3 separate regions of the Mus musculus genome follow, and regions 1 and 2 are each linked to region 3. A link is a loop called in an ENCODE intact Hi-C map of the cell type or tissue named here. Cell type or tissue: heart. All regions are shown on one strand. Region 1 overlaps B4galt5 (UDP-Gal:betaGlcNAc beta 1,4-galactosyltransferase, polypeptide 5). Region 2 holds the start of Stau1 (staufen double-stranded RNA binding protein 1). Region 3 holds the start of Gm23201 (a small nucleolar RNA gene).

Region 1 (2,500 bases), 280 kb after region 3:
TTGTCTCGGTGGTCTACAAAATACTAAGTAAAGTCAGAGGTGGGTCCTGGGACCTGGACAATGACTCTGACTTCCCGGGTAGCTCTGGATGGGATGACTGGAGGCCTCCTCTCTGCTCACACCCACCCTGCTGGCTTCTGATTAGCCCTTATCTACCCAGCTTCAGGGAACTCCTGATTTTCCCCGACAGACCACAGCAGCCCTCCCGTTACGGTCACAAAAACCCAAGCAAAGGGACCAGGCGAGTCAGCAGTGTCCTAGTGAGTTGGTGGTGTCTTGGTGAGTCCATAGTGTCTTGGCGATTGTGGCTTTGGGTTGTCACTCTCTCAAAGAACTCTAGAAGACATGGCAAAGGGGCTCTCCTTCCTGGCTGTCATGATCTCAGCTCTATGGACCTTAAAGTCTGGGAGGAGGAGCACCTGTTCTCACGGCCAAAGACCAGCTCAACCCCAAACCTCAGGCCTCTCCTTGACAGCAAGAACTCTCCAGAGGACAGAAAACCTAGTCGGAGCCCTGACAGCAGCGGTACTTTTCTTTCTGCAAGTCAGCCTGCCCTCTATACACGTTCCTCAGAGGAAGGGAGGGAGGGCACTATTCAAAGACATGTCTAGAACTTGAGAGGTGAAGGAAGAAAGACCAGAATTCTGTTCAGTTCATGCTTGACCACACGGAGAGTTTGAGGCTAGCCTGGGCTACATGAGACCATGTCTCAACAGAACAACATTTGTGAACCTGAGACAGAAAAGAACACTGAAGGGGAAAGAAAGTGTCTTAGCAGGAGGTTTTTCATTTCCCAAAGCAATCAGATTCCCCAATCTGTATTTCCTCCAGAAAATTCATATAGTAAGGACATGGAGACATTCAGAAGGCATTTTTAAGGCAGAAACAACAAAGGGTTTTCCTGCCGTGACGTATGTAAGGGAATCTGAACAGTCCAGTATTTATCAGAAAAACATCTATTTGGTTATGTAGCAAGTGTACTTTCTCTATAATCTTCAGTCCAGTACTTCTTTAGAATATTAACAAACTACTAGCACTCCATATACTAAATCATTCATTATCTTGATTGAGATATAATTGTCTTTTAACACACAGGACTCGCCCATAGACTCAAAGGGCACTGGCAGAACAATTCAAAGTTCAAAGCCTGTTTAGGCTACAGAGTGAGTGAAATCCTGCCTTGATTTCACAGTTGTTTTTAAAGATTTGTTGATTCTATGTATGAGTGCTCTGTCTGCATGTACACTTGCATGCCAGAAGGGGGCATAGGATCCCATTACAGATGGCTGTGAGCCACCATGTGGTTGTTGGGAATTGAACTCAGGACCTCTGGAAGAGAAGCCAGGGCTCTTAACCACTGAACCATCTCTCCAGCCCTTGACACCTTTCCTCCCCACCCCCTTTCAAATTACATTTCCATACACACACACACACACACACACACACACACACACACACAAATAAGGGAAACCAAATGACTTCCTCAAAGTTATCTGGTCAAATCAGGAGGGATCTGAACAACAGGCTCTTTCTTGTCTTTCACTCGCCACAAATCAGCCCTTCCTTGGGACTAAGTGCACCAAACCGGGAAAACCATCCCCACTTCCTTTCTTCAGCAGTGAAAGAAGCAGAGAAAAAAACCCGGCCGAAAGGGCAACAGCAGAACTCCAAATAGTAAACTTTCAGTAGAGAGCTCACTGTTAGCCTTAACCACAGGCAGCACCACTCTCAGAGATCCTGTTGTAAGATCAGCAGAGGTCTGCAGCCGCTCTCTACATAGCTTGTCAAATGAAGGGCCATAAAATTATTAGGATGTTTTCCCACCAGCACCTGCGTCTACTATTGGTCTATTCTCCTTTAAGAGACCTGGTCAGGCTGGAAGCGCTCTGAGGTCTGAAATTCCTCTAGTCAGAGGGTCATAAATAAGATCAAAGTTTTCTCTAGAAAGGAAGAGGGCATGCCAATGCCGGCAGGTCAGTGATAAGAAACAAACATTCCTCAGGCTGTGGAGAAGGAAGGACTTCAAGGAAAGGTAGCTCAGCAAGACTTCTCCCCTTCCCCTTCTTTTTCAACCCTCACCTCCGCCCCCAACAGGAATTGCAGCCAGGACCTCACTCATGCTAGATGATAACTTAATGCTGAAATTTGTGAGCAGATGTCTGTCTGGGTGTATGCGTGTGCCACACATGTGGAGGTACCTGACACTACCAGAAGAGGGCTTGCATTCCTCTAGCACAGTGGTTCTCAATCTTCCCAATGCTGCGACCTTTTAATACAGTTCTTCATGCTGTGGTGACCCCAACCATGAAATTATTTTTTGTTGCTACTAGTTCTGGGACTAGCCTGTCCTACATAGAGAACCTGTCTCAAAAAAAAAATTTAATTAAAAATTTAATGTGTATGGGTGTTTTGCATGCATGCTTGTCTGTGCACCATGCAAGTGCATACCTAGTGCAGAGGCCAGAGGAGGGCAATGGGTCTCCTGGAATCAAAGTTACAG
Region 2 (2,500 bases), 68 kb before region 3:
GAGCTACAGATGCGAACCAGGAAACCACGGTTTTCGAATCTTTGCATACTCCACCTCCAGAGCCTGACACACAAGAAGGCTCCAAAAAGGTCTGCTAAACCCAAGAGAAGCTTATGCCAGCAACTTTCTCATAAAAAGGAATGGCAATAAGGTTCTGGATGGTGGCAGGGAGACATGGGACAGGGTGCGGAGCCTAGGGGAGCCGGTGAAGTCCCTACAGCTGGTTTCACAGACATGATGATGGCTTTACATCCATACCCTGTCTGCTACAGTGTCCCCATTAAGCGCCCGCCCCTCTCTGGTGCCAAGCGAGCACAATGCTCAGGCACTGCCAGTGGGCACGCGGGATTCTTCTGCCTCGGAGAAAACCCTAGTGGAAAGGAAGGTCAACTTATGTTCCGTCTGCACCCTAAATTATACCTTCATATCATCTTAATAAATTATGCAAACGGCTTATTGGGACACGACGTGGGTCTGGCACACTGATAAGCACTTTACACGCCCCATTTCACTGCACAACTTCACAGCCTGAAGAGGCAGGGACCGGGTTGGGACAGGATTAATACTATTCCCCCTCCTTCTCCCCCTCATAACAGAGACACAAAGAATACGAAGTGACTGACGAAGGGGGCCGAGCCGGGAATTGGCACCTCATCCCGCGGCTCGGCACTGGCCGCGACACTGTGCATAGCACCGAAACCCGGGGGGCCTCCGGACCGACGCTGCCCCTGCCCGCCCGCGCCCCCCGCGTTAACTCCGGCACAGGGCCCACGAGCGGCGCGGAGGGCCCGCCTCCTCCGGGAAGGCCCCGCAGGCGGAGACGGGCCTGGGCCGCGGCTCGCGCGCCCGCAAGGCCTAGCCCACCCGCCGCCCACCTCCCGCTGACGCCGTGCCTGCGTGGGTCCTTCCGCGACCCGCTCCGACCCGGCCCGGACCGGCCGCCTTACCTGGCTGCTTCCCCAGAGCTCGTCCCGGGGCCGGCGGTCTTGGGCGGCGGCGAGGAGGTGAAGAAGCAAGTGAAGACGGCGAGGAAAAAGGGACCGACCAGAGGAGGGAAGAGGCGGAGTGGCGGAGGCGAAGGCGGGCGCCGCCAGGCCGGGGCTCAGAAGAAGGGGGAGCGCACACAGACGCGACGACAGCCAGCGCAAACGCTGAAGAGCGGCTCGGGGCCCGCAGCCTGGCAGGAAGTGACGGGGGAGGGGCCGCGCCCGCCCCCGGCCCCCGCCCGCCTCCATGCCGGCCCCACCCCCTACACACCGCGGCAGGAACCACAAGTCCCAGCGGGCGCCGCGTCCCGCATGCGCTCTCTAGGCACGCAAGGCCCACAAGGGCCGGGCACGGCTGCGCTGGGTCCGAGGCATGTTGGGAGTTGTAGTTTCCCAGGAGCTCGGTCTCGGCAGGGAATACAGGCCTCGCTTCCTTTCTTTTCTAGGCTTTCTGTTCCCTTCCTACAGTCACCCCTTTTTCCCTACGCTAACTTTTGTTAACCTGCTGCTGCGTGCAAGACCGAAAGCTGAGAATACAGTGAGAATGCACAAGTCCCTGCCCTTATGGAGTTTACTGGGGAAGTCAGAGTAAATGAAGTCTGAGCCGAAAACAGACAAGCACAAGTGCTGTCTGGTTCCTTTCCCGCAGCTCTAAACTGAGTGTGGTTCTGTGGACAAGAGGCTGGTGTGGGCTTGTTTAGTGTAGTCCTGGGGATTGAAGCAAACTTCTACCGCTCAGCTCCATCTTCACTAGTCTTATAGCTTGGGTTTTCTTGCCTTGGTGTTTTGAGTTCAGGCATCCACGGAGTCCAGTGCTGGCGTTGCCTGCCTGGTGTAGGAGTTTCAGGCAGTTGTGAGGTAGATCCTCTTCAAGTGTTCTTAACTGTTAGCCACCTATCTCTCCAGCCCTATAGCAACCCTTTTATGTAGCAACCCTTTTATGTAGCGGGGGAGACAGGTCTTTAGAATTAGATGGGGTCCTTACCGGAGGTTGTGGGAGCTGAGTCGCTGGCATCCTCTGGGCTTTTTTTTTTTTTAAGATTTATTTATTATTATTTGTAAGTACATTGTGAAGAGGGCATCAGATCTCATTATGGATGGTTGTGAGCCACCATGTGGTTGCTGGGAATTGAACTCAGGACCTTTAGAAGAGCAGTCAGTGCTCTTAACCGCTGAGCCATCTCTGTAGCCCCCCTCTGGGCTTATTTTAAGTGGTGCCTGTGGTTGATGCACCTAGGTAAACATCATAGCTAGATACCCAAGACTCCGGGTTCCATCCCTACCCCAAAAGGGGAAAAAAAAAAAAACCTAGCCAGTTGGTGGTGTCTGGAAACACAAACAAACAAACAAATAAATAAATAAAAATAGCATGCCTAACAGCCCAGTCTCCTTGCCAAGGCACTGTGGCTGACTTTGCATGAATTCATGATGACGTCTGCTGTAGCTAAAAAGACCCTCCTCTGACTTGCAGAGACACTGGGGGGCGCCTTTATCTGAATTAAGTCTTCTTAGTT
Region 3 (2,500 bases):
CTAGACACTGGCTGGACAACCATTAGCTAGCTGGGGCCGGGCGGCTCGGGGACTACATTTCCCAGGACGCCAAGCGGTCGCGCCCGGAAGCGACGCGCCATGGGCACAGTGCGCAGGCGCACGCGCCGCCAAGGTCTATATAAGGAAGGTTCGCCGCCGCTCTCGTCCTTTCGTTCCGGCGGCTCCTAGAGCGTTTGCTTTGTTCCCGATATGTCTCGTCCCTCCGGGGTTAACTTGCAGATGGTGAGTTGAGTCCACACAGCACAAGTTTTTTTTTTGTTAACCTCTTATCAAGTTTAGTCGCTGTAACCGCTCCTAGTCTCCAAGTGTTGCTTATGGAGCGCGATCCCCAGGTTGACCTTCGAAGACGTGATTCAAGTGGAAAAGACGCCTTCTGCTTTGGCCTGGGAAGCTTTTTGCTGGTGTAAATGATGAACTCACTTTTTTCCCCGTCATATCGACAGTGCTGATGTTTTAAAACATTTGCCAGTTTGTCCTGATAAACACCAGCCTTCGAGGACCCTGGTCTTCTTTGTTCCTGGTCGAGGATATAGGTGGTGATGGACGCTTTTGTTTTGTAGGTTGACCTGACCAAGCAGGACAGCATGGAGGTTGGAGGGAGAGAAGGGCATCGAGGGAGATGAGAACTCACCTACCATCTGAAAGTCTTAAGGTATGCATTCGTCTAGTGGCCTAAAGTGGCAATCACGTGCTTTGAAGAGCCTTTAAGTGGGCAGTGATAGGGAATTTGATGCAAGAGTTACTGCTGAGGTTCGTTGTTTTAAAAGCCCCGAGGATTGAGCCTTATTATCAAAGTATACTAAAGTCTTTTAATTGTGTATCTGTACATACTGACACAGGAGATGCAGAGCCCTGTTGTTATTTAAAGTGTCCTGGTAGAACTGCCTGAGAAAAGGACTGATTAAGAAAATGGTCCCATTGAGATTAGTCTGTAACACATTTTCTTGGCTGTTGATATGGGAGCATTCAGCAGTTTGTGGGTGCAGTGTCTGAGCCGGGTTGAGATTTCTTTTGTATATGCGTGGTATTTAGAAAGGCAATGAAACATGTCTGCTAAAGTATTTGCAGGCTAGTGCTTTTCAAGATGTGACAATGGCTATCCTCCATTACTGTATTCTGATATCCACCCTGACCCACTCAGATAAAAATGTGAATATGCCCTAAATCAAGTAGGCCCGAGAAATGGCTTAGCAGTTAAGAGCACTGATGGCTCTTTCGAGGGGTCCTGAGTTAAATTTCTAGCAACCACATGGTGGCTCACAACCATCTATAATGGGGTCTGGTGCCCTCTTATGGTGTCTCTGAAGAGAACAATGGTGGTGTACTCGTGCATAAAATATATGAATAAATCTTACTCTTAAAAAAAGTAGGCCCGGGCTGGAGAGATGGCTCAGTGGGTAAGAGCACCCGACTGCTCTTCCGAAGGTCCAGAGTTCAAATCCCAGCAACCACATGGTGGCTCACAACCATCCTTAACGAGATCTGACTCCCTCTTCTGGAGTGTCTGAGGACAGCTACAGTGTACTTACATATAATAATAAATAAATAAATCTTTAAAAAAAAAAAAAAAAAGTAGGCCCAGGCAAGTTGACTTAAATTGAGGCAAGCCTAGAGACTGAAGGGTGCTATGTCTGAACAATTGTCATATCATTTGCAAGTGGACAGTGCCAGTCAGAGTTGTATATGTGAGACAGTTGCATTTAGGGTTTGGTGCTGGAGTCATGGGCGCCTCAGGTCATACGTGAGGCCTCCTGGTACATAATGTTGAAACTTTCCAAGGCGATTGTGATTATCTCAGCAAGTCCCATTCCTTTAGCTAATAATTGGAGACACTGGTATTACAGCTGTCTCCTGTAAAGGAGATGTAGTCCTAAGTAGCTGTCTACCTAGCCCTTGGGATCAGGCTCAGCAGCCTCCCACAGACAGGCATGTGTGATGACACAACTTTTTTCCCCATCAGATCGACCATGTTGATCACATTCTTTTAAGCCAGTATGTCTGACATGCCTGCCTGACAGTACCCACTGCTGCTGTGCCCTTGGCGCTCAGGTAGTTGACAGGTTATTTCTGCATTTTATCTCAGGTTTGCTGACAGACAAAACCGGGCTTTGAATGGAGCGTGAACTCCTGAGGCGAGCATTGGTGAGTGGTTTCCACGTGTCCCTCTTCCAGTGTATACTTTGTTTCTGACATAAACTTGGCTGGTGAACTGATGATATCATTTCTTTCCCCGTCAGATCGACCCTGTTGATCTCAAATACTAATTGCCAGTTTTGTCTGATGCATCAGCCCCAGGAATAATTCATTGTTGGCTTTAATCTATTTCACTTGATAATGGCTTCGATTTATTTTCTACAGGCCCGAGAGAGCCGAGGATGCAGGTGTTGGTCTGATCTTGATTTCAGGTGAGGTTCTTTTACTGTTTTAACCTGTTTCTAGGGATGTTATAACAAGTGTGGAGAGTAACGGGTGTTTGATT

Evidence for each region. Peaks named below come from ENCODE experiments on the same cell type or tissue, not always from the same donor. Only the 100,000 strongest peaks of a DNase experiment are listed, where the experiment ranks them.
Region 1: it touches region 3 in a loop (2.7-fold over the local background); 1 of 42 quality-filtered maps calls a loop at or near these places.
Region 2: a loop joins it to region 3, with 2.4 times the contacts of the local background. A loop is called at or near these places in 1 of 42 quality-filtered maps.

What each region holds. Positions count from the first base shown.
Region 1 is chr2:167,343,785-167,346,284 of GRCm38, forward strand. The region is part of intron 1 of B4galt5 (UDP-Gal:betaGlcNAc beta 1,4-galactosyltransferase, polypeptide 5); the gene reads right to left. Among named protein-coding and RNA genes, the nearest start is that of B4galt5, 4.1 kb to the right of the region's middle. In heart, a CTCF peak has its summit at 1,245 (motif pointing right); no DNase peak of the experiment used is centred here; H3K4me3 peaks cover 348 bases; H3K27ac peaks cover 1,785 bases.
Region 2 is chr2:166,995,087-166,997,586 of GRCm38, forward strand. It overlaps Stau1 (staufen double-stranded RNA binding protein 1), which reads right to left and starts at 1,213. Exons shown (of 12, transcript NM_001109906.2): 1 at 948-1,213. In heart, no CTCF peak of the experiment used is centred here; DNase peaks (open chromatin) are centred at 295 and 1,285; H3K4me3 peaks cover 1,964 bases; H3K27ac peaks cover 1,937 bases.
Region 3 is chr2:167,063,055-167,065,554 of GRCm38, forward strand. It overlaps Zfas1 (zinc finger, NFX1-type containing 1, antisense RNA 1), which reads left to right. Exons shown (of 5, transcript NR_138563.1): 1 at 1-243; 2 at 582-673; 3 at 2,105-2,163; 4 at 2,380-2,426. Gm23201 (a small nucleolar RNA gene) reads left to right here and starts at 1,944; the gene lies at 1,944-2,032. It overlaps Snord12 (small nucleolar RNA, C/D box 12), which reads left to right and starts at 2,239; the gene lies at 2,239-2,304. It overlaps LOC115486178 (a small nucleolar RNA gene), which reads left to right and starts at 419; the gene lies at 419-511. In heart, CTCF peaks have their summits at 91, 1,330 (motif pointing left) and 1,533 (motif pointing left); DNase peaks (open chromatin) are centred at 67 and 2,204; H3K4me3 peaks cover 2,500 bases; H3K27ac peaks cover 2,336 bases.